2 separate regions of the Homo sapiens genome follow, and region 2 is linked to region 1. A link is a loop called in an ENCODE intact Hi-C map of the cell type or tissue named here. Cell type or tissue: HepG2. All regions are shown on one strand.

Region 1 (8,000 bases):
TAACATTAACACAGAAACTCTGTCTGGACAACAGAAATCTGTTTTGTTGAGATTTAAGTAACGTCAAAACTTCCTTATCCCAAACAAACATCGCCTTCGCTCAATGCAGGCAACCACTCCAAGTCAGAAAAGACACAGTGATACTCAAAGCAGACAGCCTCAATTCACGTGTGCGTTACTGGCTGACCATGCGGTCTCTTTATTGTAAGGACAGGAGAAGGGCCCCTTTCCTGGGTTTCTTCAAATTCACACAAGTGGACTCTTATGCAAAGATCCTGGGCTAGCCTCCATCCATATCAGCCACCTCCAAAAATCCCTTCGGGCTAGCTCTCCTCACCCCAAATCTTCTCCTGGAAGAAAGTCCCCTAAAGAAAAGGAGAATCACTTCCTAACCCAAAATTGCTTAACAATACCCTAAATCCATTTTGAGTTCAGAGCAGAAATCCGTGTTCCTTCCAATCTGCTCAGATAACCAGGAAATGCTGTACCTGCTGGGTCTGCACGTTTAGCTCCCGACACACCTGCTACTCCAGCCGGCATGAGTCACCCACGCAGGCATTGCACGGTGTACTTGTCAACCACGGATTCAGTGGCTCAGCAGCTTGCTCTCACGCACACCAGATGGCAAACGTCTACCCCCAAAAAGACGTGTCAGGGCAGACCGGCTAATAACCCAATTTCACTCAATGACACATTCCCACTGTAGGTTTGGGGAGAGGAAAGGAGGGAGGGGGTACACAGAGATGCTTTCCCCACTTATGGGCAAGCTCCCATAGGCCCTGGAAGCCTGATACGGCTCTGCTACCGTCAGTAGAGGAAGGGCAAATTCACCTGGGGAGGAAAATGAAAATGACGTCCCAATTTCAAACCTCCTCCTGAACAAAGGCTGTCTTCTCTACCCCTCTGGGTTCCCACTTTTTACAAGGTCCCATTACAGGATCCCAAATTGGACCCTGGACCAGAAAAAGGACATGAGTGGGACAAATGGATAAATTTGAATGAGGCCTGTAGACTAGTTAAACGTGTTGTGTCAGTGCCAGTATCCCAGGTCTGATCATTGCACCATGGATATATCAGATGTTAGCATTTGGGGAAGCAGGGTAAAGGATATAGTGGAACCCTTGGCATTATTTTTGCAACTCCTGTAAATCTAGATTTATATCAAAATCAAAAGTTAAGTTTTTAAAAAAGACAGCATGTTAAATCTAGCTGCCTGATATATCTTACTTTATGGTATTGCTAAAAAAAAATTTACATCGGCCGGGTGCAGTGGCCCACGCCTGTAATCCCAGCACTTTGGGAGGCTGAGGCGGGCGGATCACGAGGTCAGGAGATCGAGACCATCCTGGCTAACAAGGTGAAACCCCATCTCTACTAAAAATACAAAAAATTAGCCCGGCGAGGTGGCGGGCGCCTGTAGCCCCAGCTACTCGGGAGGCTGAGGCAGGAGAATGGCGTGAATCCCGCGGGGCGGAGCCTGCAATGAGCCGAGATCGCGCCACTGCACTCCAGCCTGGGCGACAGCGAGACTCCGTCTCAAAAAAAAAAAAAAAAAAAAATTTTACATCATAATCCTGATGACAAATTTTAAGTTATTCTCATACCAATGCTGATCAACTCTTTGATACAAAAAGAAACAAAACAAAACACTTCATTCCCTCAGCAGCCATTCACTCTGTGCCCCTTCTGCGTCCCCGCTCCAAGATGCAGTATTATCTGATGGGTAAGTGGTATCTTTTCCTCTAAGCCCATCTCGGCAATATCCAGAAATAGAGTTATTCCTTTGCTTTAGACATAACTCTAACTTAAAGCAAATATAGCAATTTCTGGGAATTTTCCAAAGAAAATAATACAAAATGTGGATAAATCTTTATGTACAAAAGATGCTCACTGTATTACTTCTAATGGTAAAACTTTGGAAACAACTTAGTATCCAACAATAGGGAAATTGCCAAGCCAATTATGAGTCAACGCCTGCAGCAGAATACAGTTACCATGCCGTCATGACATGGGGGAAACGTTCAAATAAAATTACACAAAAAAAGAGGAGGAGAAAAAGTTGTATACATTGCAGGATTTCACCAGTGAGGAAATATATCAAATTGCCAGCATTACTGTGTGAATTGGATGTTTTTCCTGCTTTGGGCACTTTTGTGTAGTTTTCTATAAAAGAAAGAGAAAGAGCATGGATTACTTTTTAAAATCAGACAGGGAGGAGGAGTGGTGGGGTTGGTTATCAGTTTGCCTGGCGGTTTCAACCTTTCCTCTCCCGGAGTCAGTCTAAGCACAGAACTGGGGTGGGGGCAGAGGGTGGGGAAGGGCCGCAGGTAAGGTGCTGTGTCAACCTGGGCAGTTCCAAACCCTGCATGGGACCAGGGGCACCGAGGGCCCCAGCTCCCAGGGTAGGGGGTCGTGCCACTATGCACTGCCTTTTCTTCTTCCGGTGCTGCTTTACTTTCTCTTGCTCCTGGAGCAGTGCTCACTGGAGACGCTGGGACCCTGAGCACTGACCAAGAGTGATCCCTGACAGCGTCAGATTCCTATGCAGAAGGGACTGCTGGGTGGGAAATGGATCACCGACAGGTTCTAAATGCGAACCCACAGGCTGCAGGAGAGGGGTGAGGGGCGAAGGAGGGAATCCCACCTCTGGGAAAGCATCCTCAGGAAACCTAGATAGGTCCTGGAGGTGAGGACAATCGCCAAGGAGGGAGAAGGAAAAGGAGGACCCTGGTTAATCTGCACGCCAAGGGTGGAGTCGCTCAGTCATTCATTCAACAAACATCTATTCAGTGCCTACTCAGTGACAGGCATCGCGCTGCCCCCAAACAGGGCAGACACAAAAGAACAAGGGGAGGAGGAAGCTATGGATACAGAAGCGGTATGCTTTCAGTTCCAGACTCAAGACGTAAGCCCTCTCCCCACATTGGCCAAGAAACGACTTCCATTAGCAAGTTGCGCCGGAAAGGGGAGGTGGCGGGTGGTCTCACTGGACTGAATTCCTGCCACCTCCCACCTATTCAGAAAGCCCGTCCACACCCTGGCCAAACGCGTACCAGCGTCAGCCTGACGGGTGGCCCAGTCCTCGCCGGAAAGCTGCTTGCCAAACGCCCCCGCTCACCCCCTAGCCCCAACGGTGAGAGGGGCTCGGCTGAGTCGCGTTCTCCAACCGCTGCGCCCCAGCAGCGTCCCCGGTCGCCAGTGGGCGGACGCCAGGAGCTCACGGAGGCGGCACCGCTCCCGAAGTAACGGAGCCCGGAGGGCGCCCAGGCGTTAAGGCAAGTGCAAGGGGCCGAGCGGGTGCGCCGAGGACGCGGGGGCGTCTCCCCCAGCTGAGGTTCGGTCCCTCCAGGCAGCCAAGGCTTGGCAGCGCTAGAGGCTGAAGGACAACGGCCGAGAACGCCCAGGATGGGGTGGTCGCTGACCACCGTGTCCCAGGTGAATCAGCTCCGCTTGGAGGCAGGGGGATGACTAAAATGACCTCCAAGAAGATGTCAATTACAAGAACAAAAATTTCAACCCGGAATCTCGAGACCTTCGAAAAACGACGCGGAGGAAAAAAGGAAAGAAAGAAAAGAAAGTAAATCAGATCCCTTCCCCGAACCGCAGGGAAACTTACCTCCAGCTTGGCGACCCAGCTGTTAAGCAGAACAAATCAATCCACGGATGGAGAAGAGGTCGTGGGTCTTCTGAGCCCAGCTGATACACACCAAGTAATCCACGTTAAGGGGTCCGCAGCCCCCCACCCAATTCCCCACTTTCCATCCAAGGCCAAAGAGCAGCCAGACCCTGTCCTCTGCGCTCCAGACTCGCGGAGGTCGCGGGCGGGGGTCCTCAGGCGGCCGCCTTCTCGTCCCCAGGGGTGGGCGCGCGACGCGGGCAGGGACCGGGCGCCCGGAGGACCAAGCGAGCGCATCCCGCCTACTCGTGCTGGGACATCACCCAGCCTGGACGCCGCTCCTCGCCTTTCTTCCCCGCGCATCGCCAGCGCCAACCAAAGATCCCCGCCGGGAAAGCCTCTCTGCCAAGCTGGAAAGCGCTGAAGGCGGATCGTCTCTCAGACTTGGGTTTGCAGGTTCACAAGGCCCGGGAGGCTTACGGTGGGCGCCTGCCTAACAGAGGGTCCTTGCGGAGAAGCGCAGAACGACAAATGCCAGAGGCGGTGACCGCGTCCTCTGGATACCAGCGCCGCACCGCGCACCCGCGCCGCCTGCGCGCCCTGCAGTCGGCTGGGCCATTCGGCCCTTATATACCAGGCGGACCCGCGCCGGGACGGGGCGGAGCGGGGTGGGCGGGGAGGGGGTGGGGAAGGCCGAACGGCTTCCTGGGAGTCGTAGTTCGACTACGTAGTCCTGTCGTAGTCAGAACAAAAGCTAAACAAGGATGGAAATGGTTAGGGTTTGCCCACCACAGCTGTCCTCCCTTGCGCCCTTCCTTCACAGACAAAGCTGGCATTCCAGTCCTATTGTCAATGCCGCTAGGTCTATTCTGGCCTTTGTGCATAAGGTGGGTCACACCAGCCCCGAATGCCGCCCAGGATGACAAACCTTGGTGGCCCTAGAGTCAGGTTATCCCAGCTGGGCCCCACTTCTGGAGACCAGAGGTCCGAAATCAAGGGGTTAGCGGGGTTGCTTGCTTCTAGGGGCAGTGAGGGAGAATCTGTCCCGGGCCTCTCTGAGACCTGGTGGTCATTGGCTATCTTAGGCGTTCCTTATCTTAGGCGTTCCTTGGCTTGCAACTGCCTTACCTTCATCCTCCACCTTTTACACGGTCTTCTCCGTGTATCTTTTCACATAGTTTTCCCTCTGCGTGAATCTCTGTCTCTTCACACTGTGGTGTTTCTACAAGGATGCCAGTCATATTGGATAAGGGGCCCACCCTGATCCAGTACGACCTCATCATTAACCAATGACATCTGCAACGACCCTATTTCCAAATAAGGTTACATTCTTGGAGGTCCTGAAGATTAGGACTGCAATATATTAATATTTTGGAGTTGTAGGGGGAAAAGTTCAACCCCTAACAGGTCTTCTATGCCTTGTTGCACCTATTAACAGCCATTGTGACTAACCAACCCTTTTGATAAAAGCAAGCCCTGAGAAGCAAGATGAAATCACAAAATCACTGAGGCTGTGACAGGAGGGGAAGCCAAGAACATTGGAATCTCCTGGGCCAGGTTTTCCTGTGGCCACGGTGGGATTGCTGGAGAGGAAATGGTCAGAAAAAGAAGGCATCAGGTTGGGCGTGGTGGCTCATGCCTGTAATCCCACCACTGAGGTCAGGAGTTCGAGACCAGCCTGGCCAACATGGCAAAACCCCATCTCTACTGAAAATACAAAAAAAATTAGGTGGGCGTGGTGGTGCATGCCTGTAGTCCCAACTACTCAGGAGGCTGAGGCATGAGAATCGCTTGGACCCGGGAGGCGGAGGTTGCAGTGAGCCGAGATTGCGTCACTGCACTCCAGCCTGAGCAACAGAGTGAGACTCTGTCTCAAAAAAAAAAAAAGAAGGCATTAGTATTGAAAGTAACAGGAGGCACCTGGGTAAATGGGGTTGGGGAGGGGAGAAGATAGACAGGGCATTCCTAGATGCCCCTGAAGCACAGACTTGATTTTCCACCTGCCACTGTGCCCAAGTTTCCCCCCATTCAAGTCCCAGGCTATGGACAAGCTCAGGTCTGGCCCTGGAATCCTGGCTCTCACCTGGCGCTGACATTCCCGGAGAGTCAGTGGCAGTGCAGGGTCTGGATTGGCCACCATTTCCACTCTGAACTCACAATCAACTCCTCTCTTGCTTCCAGGTAAGAGAAAAACTGAGGCCAAGATGAATGTCAAAGGCAGGGATATCCGAACTCCCTAAACCCTCCCCTACAGGATATTGAGGATAACGCAGCTTTGCTGCTAGGAGCCGCCTGACCTTCTCCCCACTTTCCAGAACACGGGCTGCATATTCCTAGCATACGAAAGGGCATCCAGTCGTCTCAAAATGGTATCAGTGCCTCTTGCTGACTATGCATGGTTATTGTTTTCTCCTGCGTTATAATTCATTCTAGTCCTCAGTCTTCTTAAATTTCTGCACACCAAACATTAGTCACTTGAATAATTAGAAAAATATAGAAATTAATTTTAACTCATCATTTATTTCTTCTCATTGCTGTGAGATTGATTTTCCCCAGGTAAAGCTGGAATCATGTCTCTTCCTTGCTCCTAAAACATCCAGAGAGGTATAAACCCATGTTTAGCATAACATAGAGATGACAGATACAAACATACATACATACATAGCTAGATAGAGGTAAAAATAAGAATTGTATGTGTACATGCATTAGCATACACACACATATATCTCCTTTCTCTCTCTGCTAAGAGGGTCCAGAAGCAATGGCAGCCCAGTAGCAATGAGCACTGGATCTAAGCGATCATTTAGCACCTAGGTTTGTTTTTATACTATTGTCCAACAGAAGGAACCAGAGCTCATTGGAGAAACAGCTGATTCTAGGACTGGGGCAGGAAATATGCAAGATGAGCCTGGAGCACCTCGTAGTGTCAGAAAGTAAGAAAGTGCTAAAACACACTGACACACAAGCATACACACCATACAATGGTGGGGCCACGAGAGAAGGACATAGAAACCAACTGAAAGAGCTCTTAATCGCCAAAGTGGGGGAACCATTTGAACAACAACTTAAGTAAAGTGGTATTAGATTATAACCAAAGTAATAAAAAAATTCATGAGTTCATATTGATATAATTAGGTGATTGGAAAAATAAATACACAGAGGAAAAGAAATCTGTGCAGAAGAATTTCAAAAAATGTATGTAAATACACTGCCCTCCAGGAAGTGGAGTATAACTCCCCATTTCTTAAGCGTTGGCTGCACACAGTGACCCCAACTGAGAGATGGTCTACAAAACACCTCATCAATAACCCTCAAAACTGTCAAGTTCGCCAAAACCCAGGAGAGTCTGAGAAACTGTCACAGCTCAGAGAAGGCTGAGGCTTGATGACTGAACGTGGTCTTCTGGATGGAATCCTGGACCAGAAAAGGGACATTAGGTAAAACTAAGGAAATCTGATAAAGTGTGGGACTTTAGTCAATAGTAATGTACCAATATTGATTCATAATTGTTACAAATGTGCCATGTTAATGTAAGATGTAATAATAAGGGAAATTGAGTGTGGTTGTATTAGTTTGTTCTCACGCTGCTGATAAAGACATACCCAAGACTGGGTAATTTATAAAGAAAAGGAGGTTTAATGGACTCACAGTTCCATGTGGCTGGGGAGGCCTCACAATCATGGTGGAAGGCAAAGGAGGAGCAAGGTCACGTCTTACATGGTGGCAGCAAGAAAAAATGAGAGCCAAGCGGAAGAGAAAACCCCTTACAAAACCATCAGAGACTTATTCACTACCAGGAGGACAGTATGGGGGAAACCACCCCCATGATTCAATTATCTCCTACTGGGTCACTCCCACAACACGTGGGAATTATGGGAGCTACAGTTCAAGATGAGATTTGGGTGGGGACACAGCCAAACCATATCAGTGGGTATATGGGAACTCTCTGTACTATTTTTGCAATGGCTCTGTAAATCTATTCTAAAATTGAGATGTTATTTTAAAAGTTACATATGTATTTAATATAAATATGCATATATATGGTGATAAAAATAATTGCAATATCAACCCTCTCTCGTGTATCAAATTTTCTCCTTTTTTGAGTAGATTCATGGCTCTCTATTCTGTTCCACTGGTCAGTTTTTCTAACTCTGTACCATTATCATGGTGTCTTAATTCTAATACTTTTTTTTTTTTTTTAAGATAGAATCTCGCTCTGTCCCCCAGGCTGGAGTGCAGTGCCATGATCTTGGCTCACTGAAACCTCTGCCTCCCAGGCTCAAGGGATTCTCCTGCCTCAGCCTCCCGAGTAGCTGGGACTACAGACGTGTGCCACTGTGCCTGGCTAATATTTATATTTTTAGTAGAGATGGGGTTTTGCTGT
Region 2 (8,000 bases), 610 kb after region 1:
CCATGTGGCTTGCTCTTCTCTACTCTGGAGACCATCACAGGCCAGCATCCTGCCGGTGAGCTCTTAGCCAAGCTTTTTAAATTCTGGTTCACTCAACTGATAATTTGCTCAGCGTCTACCGTGTGCCAGCCACCATGCTAGGCTCTGGGGATGGAGCAGTGAACTGGACAAATAGAGGCCCTTCCTTCATCGAGGCCACAGTTGAGTGGTAGAAGCAGGTATCAGACTCACAAATATGCGAATATCCATTTAGTGTCTATATTGGTCATTGCTAGAAAGGCTTAGTACAAGTTGCCTTGGGAACATTGAATGGAAGTAACTCACCAAGGTCAGAGAAGGCTTCCCTGGAGAAGCCTTTAACCTGAAAGCTGAAGGTTGAGTGGGAGTCACTTAGATGAAGAAGGCAAGCAACAGGCTTTCAGGCAAAGGGAAGAGGATGTGCAAAGATCCTGAGGCAAGAAGAAACTGTAAGACAGCCAGTGAGGCATTGGGTGAGGGGGAGAGCTGCTTGAGCAGAGACTGGAGGTGGGGCCAGGGGCCAGATAATGCCCAGCCTTGTGAGCGAGGCTAGGGAATTTAGACTTTATCCAAAGAACAATGGAAGCCTCCTGGGACCTTCCAGGCTTGGTGCGGACCCTCTGTTATGTGTGCCCGTGCATCCTGTACTTTTATTTGGTAGCATTTATCGCAACTGAAATGAAATAAATGAATTTGGCTTTTAGGTGGAATAGATCCCCTTGGGGCTAGAATGGATGCCAAGAGCTCACTTAGGAGGCTGTTGCCACGATCCAGGTGTCAGCCGCTGGGAGCTTGGGTTACGAAGGAACAATAGAGACGGAGCTAATTGCATGTTCGGACGTCTGTTTAGGAGGAGAGGATTTGGTGACAGATTGGCTGTAAGGATGTGAGAAGGGAGGTGACCAAGTTAAGTAGAAATGGAGCTGGTTTGAAGTGGCCGATGATGGGTTCACTTTGAAATGGCCCAGTGCTGTGGCTCACATCTGTAATCCCAGCACTTTGGAAGCTGAGGCAGTCCAGGAGTTTGAGATCAGCCTGGGCAGCATAGTGAGACCCCATCTCTACAAAAGATAAACATTTGCTGTGTGTGGTGGCATGCCCCTGTGGTCCCTGCTATTTGGGAGGCTGAGGCAGAAGGATCATTTGAGCCAGGGAGGTTGAGGCTGAAGTGAGCAGTGACTGTGCCACTGCTTTCCTGCCTGGGTGACAGAGCGAGAACCTGTCTTTAAAAAAACGAAAGAGAGAAAACGTTGCATTGGCGATGGCTGAGGCCTTGGAATGGGACTGTGAAGCGGGCAGGTGCCTGAGGGCCCAGAACAGATCGCTGGGAGGTCTAGTTGGAGACACACTGTTGTACATCTGCATGTGGCTGTTATTTCAAGCTGTGGGAATGGATGACATCATCAGTAAGGAGATGACAGAGGACTCTGCCTTATGGAACTCCAGAAATCCAAGGTCAAATGGAGGTGTCAGCAAAATTGACAAAGGAGATACAGCCAAAGGTAGAAAGGAAACAGAAGAGTGCGGTGGTGGCCACGTGGCTGTTTCCAGAGAGAGGTGCTTAATGTCACCTCATCTTGGCTCACTTTATCTTTCAACTCCACCTCCTTATGCTTCGCTTTCCCTCAAGGTGCTTACATTTAGTACCTCATCCCACTCAGGAAGGGTGGGTACTGGCTGACTTGTCATGGCTTTAGAAAGCAGTACAAGGGGCCTTGGGAGGGCCCTGGGTTTCAAACTCCGGAGGGTGCCTTATGCTCAGAACACAGTGAACGGGGCCTCCCAGAGTTGCGCAGTGCAGGCCTGTCCCCTTCTTGACAGGTCACCTCTGAAGAGCTATGAACGACTCAGTTAATCAGGATAAGCAGTCATCGATTCTTTCCTTCCATCTTCGGGGGAGGTAGGAGGATTGAGAGGAAAGGGAAGCCATTACCTTTTGCTTTTTTGACAACTTAAGTTCTACTTTGAAAACCCCCAGGACTGCATAGCACTCATTTCTTCTTTCTACTCTTTTGATCCCCGTTTTTGTTTCCTCCCGATCTTTGCCATTCTTCTCAACCAACAGAATGACCAGAGTTGTGGGGCGGCTGCCACACTCCCTGATGGGACCTCACACGTGTCCCGTACTTTCTCTTTCCTTGTATTTCAGAAGTCCAGTTTGACCTTCCAAAGGAAAACTTGATAAGTTTTGGAAATTTCTTCTAAGTCCATCTTTTATTTATTTATTTTTTTGGAGACAGGGTCTCACCTTGTTGCCCAGGCTTGAGTGTAGTGGCATGATCATGGGTCACTGCAGCCTCGACCTCCTGGGCTCAAATGATCCTCCTACCTCAGTCTCCCAAGTAGCTGCAACTACAGGTGTGCACCATGACGCCTGGCAAATTGTTTCTTTTTTGTAGAGGTGAGGTTTCACTGTGTTGCCCAAGCTGGCCTGGCCTAACTCCCTGTTTCAATATGCACTTCAAAGGGTGGCCTAGATGGCTTCTCACTTGGCCTTCTCTTTAGGAAAGGGCACTGGTGTCCTGCAGGAAGAGATGAAACTCTGCAGCTGGTTTAAACACCTGCCAGCATCCATCGTCGAGTTCCAGCCAACACTCCGAACCCTTGCACATCCCATCAGTCAGGAATACCTGAAAGACACGCTGCAGAAATGGATCCACATGTAAGTAACCAGAAAGAGCTTCCCTGCAGCTGGCAGGAGCCACCCATGCAGCCTTGTACGGGGCATTACAAGGGTCAGCGAGGCATGTGCAGAAAGCCTGTCCTGGATGGCGTGCTGCCCATCAGCCAGCCTCTCACTCTGTGACCCATTGCCACCTTTGAGGTCATTCAGCACCCGCTGTGGGAGAACCAAGAAGGAATTTGTCTTTCAAAAGGTTATGTGGGAGTTTTAAATTCTCTTTATGTGAGAGTTCTGCAACTCCTGTTTTTACTTAATGCATTGTTTTTTTAAGCCATTCCGCAGGGTCCAGACTTGCGTATATCCTCGGGGAAGCAAGGGTAGGCCTGGTGTGGGCAACAGACTGCATGCCCCAACCCAGCCAAAACGCTCTGTGTTGCTACAGGTCTATCAACACTGAGACACATAGATATTTATCTACTGGAACTCAGATAAGAGATTGTCAAATGGGATTCTGATGTTTTTCTTAATAAAGATGTGAACACCATGCCTCTGATGGAGCCCAAAGAACATGATTCTGTTGCAGGTGTAATGAAGACATTAAAAATGGGATCACCAACCTGCTCATGTACGTGAAGAGCATGAAGGGTCTCGCGGGAATCCGGGACGCCATGTGGGAGTTACTTACCAATGAGTCCACCAATCACAGCTGGGATGTGCTATGTCGGCGGCTTCTGGAGAAGCCGCTCTTGTTCTGGGAAGATATGATGCAGCAACTGTTCCTTGACCGATTACAGGTGAGCTGGACAGTCACATGGTCTACCTGTTTTATGGCCAATCCTAGTGGTATTTTGACTGTCTTGGGAGATTTCTGTCGCTTCCCAAGTATATTCTTTTCCTGCTTAGTAACAGATCCAGAGTCTAGAGCTGAAAATACACCAGGCCTCTGTCACTTGATCGGGAATGGGCCCATGTTCATCAATAATGGCTTTATTCTCTGCCAACACCATGCCATCTTTCTGAAGATGGTGAACCTTCTGAATGCTAGGATAAATTACCATTTGGTACTTTTGTTTTGAAATGTCCTTAAAGGAACTGTGATTAGAACTCTTCTCTCATTCTCTTTTAGACTCTGACAAAAGAAGGCTTTGACTCCATCTCCAGTAGCTCCAAGGAGCTCTTGGTTTCAGCTTTGCAGGAACTTGAAAGCAGCACCAGCAACTCCCCTTCAAATAAGCACATCCACTTTGAGTACAACATGTCGCTCTTCCTCTGGTCTGAGAGTCCTAATGACCTGCCTTCCGATGCGGCCTGGGTCAGCGTGGCAAACCGGGGTCAGTTTGCCAGTAGCGGCCTCTCCATGAAAGCACAAGCCATCAGCCCTTGTGTACAGAACTTCTGTTCTGCCCTGGATTCTAAGCTGAAGGTTAAACTAGATGACCTCCTGGCTTACCTCCCCTCTGATGACTCATCACTGCCCAAGGACGTTTCTCCCACACAGGCCAAGAGTTCTGCCTTTGACAGATACGCAGATGCGGGGACCGTGCAGGAGATGCTGCGGACTCAGTCCGTGGCATGCATCAAGCACATCGTGGACTGCATCCGGGCAGAGCTACAGAGCATTGAAGAGGGTGTGCAAGGGCAACAGGATGCCCTCAACAGTGCCAAGCTGCACTCAGTTCTTTTCATGGCCAGACTCTGCCAGTCCCTGGGAGAGCTGTGCCCCCATCTGAAGCAGTGCATCCTGGGAAAATCAGAGAGCTCAGAGAAACCAGCAAGGGAGTTTAGGGCTCTGAGAAAACAGGGAAAGGTGAAAACTCAGGAAATCATTCCTACACAGGCCAAGTGGCAAGAGGTTAAAGAAGTACTCCTCCAGCAGAGCGTGATGGGCTACCAGGTCTGGAGCAGTGCAGTTGTGAAAGTGAGTGATGTAATTTCTTATCCCTGTCTTGTCTCACTTCTGTCATATTCCAGTCTTGCCAACCTCAATCAGTTCCTTCAGTAGTAAAGGCAAAACAATTCTGATTTCATACGGTTAACTTTATCTCTGCCAGAAAGTTCAGTAAAAACTTTTTTGGCCGGGCGCGGTGGCTCATGCCTGTAATCCCAGCACTTTGGGAGGCCAAGATGGGCAGATCGCGAGGTCAGGAGATCGAGACCATCCTGGCTAACATGGTGAAACCCCGTCTCTACTAAAAAAATACAAAAAATTAGCCGGGCATGGTGGTGGGCGCCTGTAGTCCCAGCTACTCGGAAGGCTGAGGCAGGAGAATGGTGTGAACCCGGGAGGCAGAGCTTGCAGTGAGCCGAGATCGCACCACTGCACTCTAGCCTGGGCAACAGGGCGAGACTCCGTCTCAAAAAAAACTTTTTCATTCATTTTTAGCTTAGATTCAGTAGACAGAAAAGCTGCATTTTTTCCTTGCATCAGATGAGAATGAAAGACTTTCTGCCTGGATTTCCTCTCTTTAACCTAAATATCATATTCCCAGTAGCCTCCACTTGTACCTTAAGAGGTGGTATTTGGGCCAGGCATGGCGGCTCATGCCTGTAATCCTAGCACTTTGGGAGGCTGAGATGGTTGGATTGTGTGAACCCAGGAATTCAAGACCAGCCTGGGCAACATGATGAAACCCCCTATCTACAAAAAGTACAGAAATTATTCGGATGTGATGGTGCACGCCTGTAGTCCCAGTTACTTGGGAAGCTGAGGCAGGAGCATTGCCTGAGCCTAGGAGGTCGAGGCTGCAGTGAGCTGTGATTGTGCCACTGCAATCAGCCTGGGAGAAGGGCAAGACCCTGTCTCAAAAAAAAAGAAGTGGTATTTGACATTTATAGGGTAGTTAGCAACAAAATTCCCATGGCTGATATCATTGATAATTAGCCAAAAGAGGACTGATACCATCACTGTACCTACAACTTCAGCAGCTTGAGCTGTTCTCAGGATTACACAGATTGTTTTAAAGAAACTCTACAGAGGATCTGAGTGGCTTGTATGGATATCTGCCTTTTATTACCAGGTTTTGATTCATGGATTCACCCAGTCATTACTTCTAGATGATGCTGGCTCAGTTCTGGCCACAGCCACCAGCTGGGATGAGCTAGAAATTCAGGAGGAGGCAGAGTCTGGCAGCAGTGTCACATCCAAGATCCGACTCCCTGCACAGGTGAGCAGGGACCATGGGCTGAAAAAGGGAATAAACTGCTCCGTGGAAAAGAAGAAAGATTTTAGAAAATCATTCAACATACAACTTCTGAGGAATAGCTGAAAGTAACATCTGTAATTTTCTACTGTGGGGGCATAGTAGATGTAGGGCTAAGTAAATGGCAGACTGTTCAAGAAGTCAGTTAACCATTCTTTCCTTTTGTAGCATAGGCTCTGTGCTAATTAGGGAACCACTTACTTGCCGTGAAATCAGCAGCATAAAACACAGGCACCTCTTCGAGATCAGCCTCAGACCGTGGAGGCAGTAACAGCAAATTGCACTTAACCAGGGGCCTTGTGTCTGCTGAACAGTCTGCCTGTAAGAAGCGTTGCTGAGAGGGGTCAAAGTCCTGGCACATAGGCCTTGTAAGATTAAGTGGATTCACTTTCACTGTGTGTCATTTAATTGGTGCAAGTTGGCAATGTGACATTTCTTTGTTCTTTTAGCCGTCCTGGTATGTACAGTCCTTCCTGTTTAGTTTATGCCAGGAAATTAATCGGGTTGGAGGCCATGCCTTGCCAAAGGTGACATTACAGGAGATGCTGAAAAGCTGTATGGTTCAAGTAGTAGCTGCCTATGAGAAACTCTCCGAAGAAAAACAGATTAAGGTAGGTGTCTGAATGTTTGCCCATTAAAAACACAAATTAAACAAAAGAAAACCTTAGCATTGTCTTGGGTTTGAGCAGTTCACATCAAAGACTCAAACTGTTAAGGATCACCCAGCCCAGGCATCGGGTCCTGTAAAAATGCTCTATCTTAGGAGTAGCACCCAGCGCTGTGAGTTTACTTACACTCATTCTAAAGGGTCAGCAGATCTTCGCTAAGAAGGCAGCTCAGCACAGATGGAAACACCAAGACCCAGAACTTTGGGAGGCTGAGGTGGGAGGATGGCTTCAGCTTGGGAGTTCACGGCTGCAATGAGCAGCTATCATCTCACCACTGCACTCCAGCCTGGGCGACAAAGCAAGACCCTGTCTCTTAAAAAGACAAAACAAAAAAATCAAAAAACAATGAAAAGGATCAGAGCTTCAAAATAAAAGACCTGGCTTCCAACCTCAGTGCTGCCACTGGTTCACTGGGGGCTCCGGGCAAATCATTAACCTCCGTTTCCTTAGGGCCAAATGTGATCCTGTAGATAAACCGCTCAGTGGTTTCCTCACTTGTAAAAGGCAGACAGCCCCCGGCCCCAGCCACAGCACACCTACCTCAGGGGTGACTGTGGGGAGTTAGAGAGAACAGTTGCCTGCCACAAAGTGTGACACACAGAGGTGCTTACTTACGGGGAGTTCTTGTCTCCCAACCCTTCACACTGCTTTCACTGTCTAGGAAGCGTTCTGCCCTTGGTGTATAATCCCATTTCATTAGTAACTTTTTTTTTTTTTTTTTTTTTTTGAGACAGAGTCTCACTCTGTCACCCAGGCTGGAGTGCAGTGGCACCATCTCGGCTCACTGCAACCTCAACCTCCCAGGCTCAGGAGATTCTCCCACCTCAGCCTCCCGAATAGTTGGGACCACAAGGCATGCGCCAGCACACCTAATTTTTGTTATTTTTTGTAGAGACAGGTTTTGCGATTTTGCCCAGGCTGGTCTCAAACTCCTGGGTTCAAGCAAATCGCTTGTTTCGGCCTCCCAAAGTGCTGGGACTATGGGCAGGAGCCATCACGCCTGGCCAGTAACATTTTTTAGAAGGAACATGGTCAGGTGCGATGGCTGACACCTGTAATCCCAGTACTTTGGGAGGCCAAGGCGGGTGGATCACTTGAGGCCAGGAGTTCGAGACCAGCCTGACCAACATGGTGAAACCCCATCTCTACTAAAAATACAAAAATTAGCCGGGTGTGGTGGCGTACATCTGTAGTCCCAGCTACTCAGGAGGGTGAGGCAGGAGAATTGCTTGAACCTGGGAGGTGGAGGTTGCAGTGAGCCCAGATTGTGTCACTGCACTCCAGCCTGGGCAACAAGGCGAGACTCTATCTCAAAACAAACAAACAAACAAACAAACAAAAACCCAAGAAGGAACAAATCCTGATTTTGGAAAGAATTCAGTAAGTCTTCTCTAATGAGCCTCCTCAAAACACTTCTCCTTCAGGCAAGGAGCCTTTTTTTCCCCTTTAGAACAACCATTTACAGCATCTGAGGCCTTTTTTAAGGGCCAG

What was found. A loop is a pair of places that touch in the nucleus more often than their neighbours do. Peaks named below come from ENCODE experiments on the same cell type or tissue, not always from the same donor. Only the 100,000 strongest peaks of a DNase experiment are listed, where the experiment ranks them.
Region 2: a loop joins it to region 1, with 2.9 times the contacts of the local background. A loop is called at or near these places in 4 of 110 quality-filtered maps.

The regions. Positions count from the first base shown.
Region 1 is chr17:72,588,587-72,596,586 of GRCh38, forward strand. It overlaps LINC00673 (long intergenic non-protein coding RNA 673), which reads right to left and starts at 4,218. Exons shown (of 4, transcript NR_152516.1): 1 at 3,617-4,218. RefSeq lists a silencer at 4,296-4,345. In HepG2, CTCF peaks have their summits at 4,217 and 5,867; DNase peaks (open chromatin) are centred at 563, 3,125 and 4,255; H3K4me3 peaks cover 4,729 bases.
Region 2 is chr17:73,197,342-73,205,341 of GRCh38, forward strand. It overlaps COG1 (component of oligomeric golgi complex 1), which reads left to right. Exons shown (of 14, transcript NM_018714.3): 4 at 1-55; 5 at 2,524-2,680; 6 at 3,225-3,435; 7 at 3,768-4,559; 8 at 5,659-5,805; 9 at 6,291-6,452. Among named protein-coding and RNA genes, the nearest start is that of COG1, 8.3 kb to the left of the region's middle. RefSeq lists an enhancer at 2,468-3,667 and a silencer at 6,069-6,363. In HepG2, no CTCF peak of the experiment used is centred here; DNase peaks (open chromatin) are centred at 4,070, 6,250 and 6,960; H3K4me3 peaks cover 641 bases.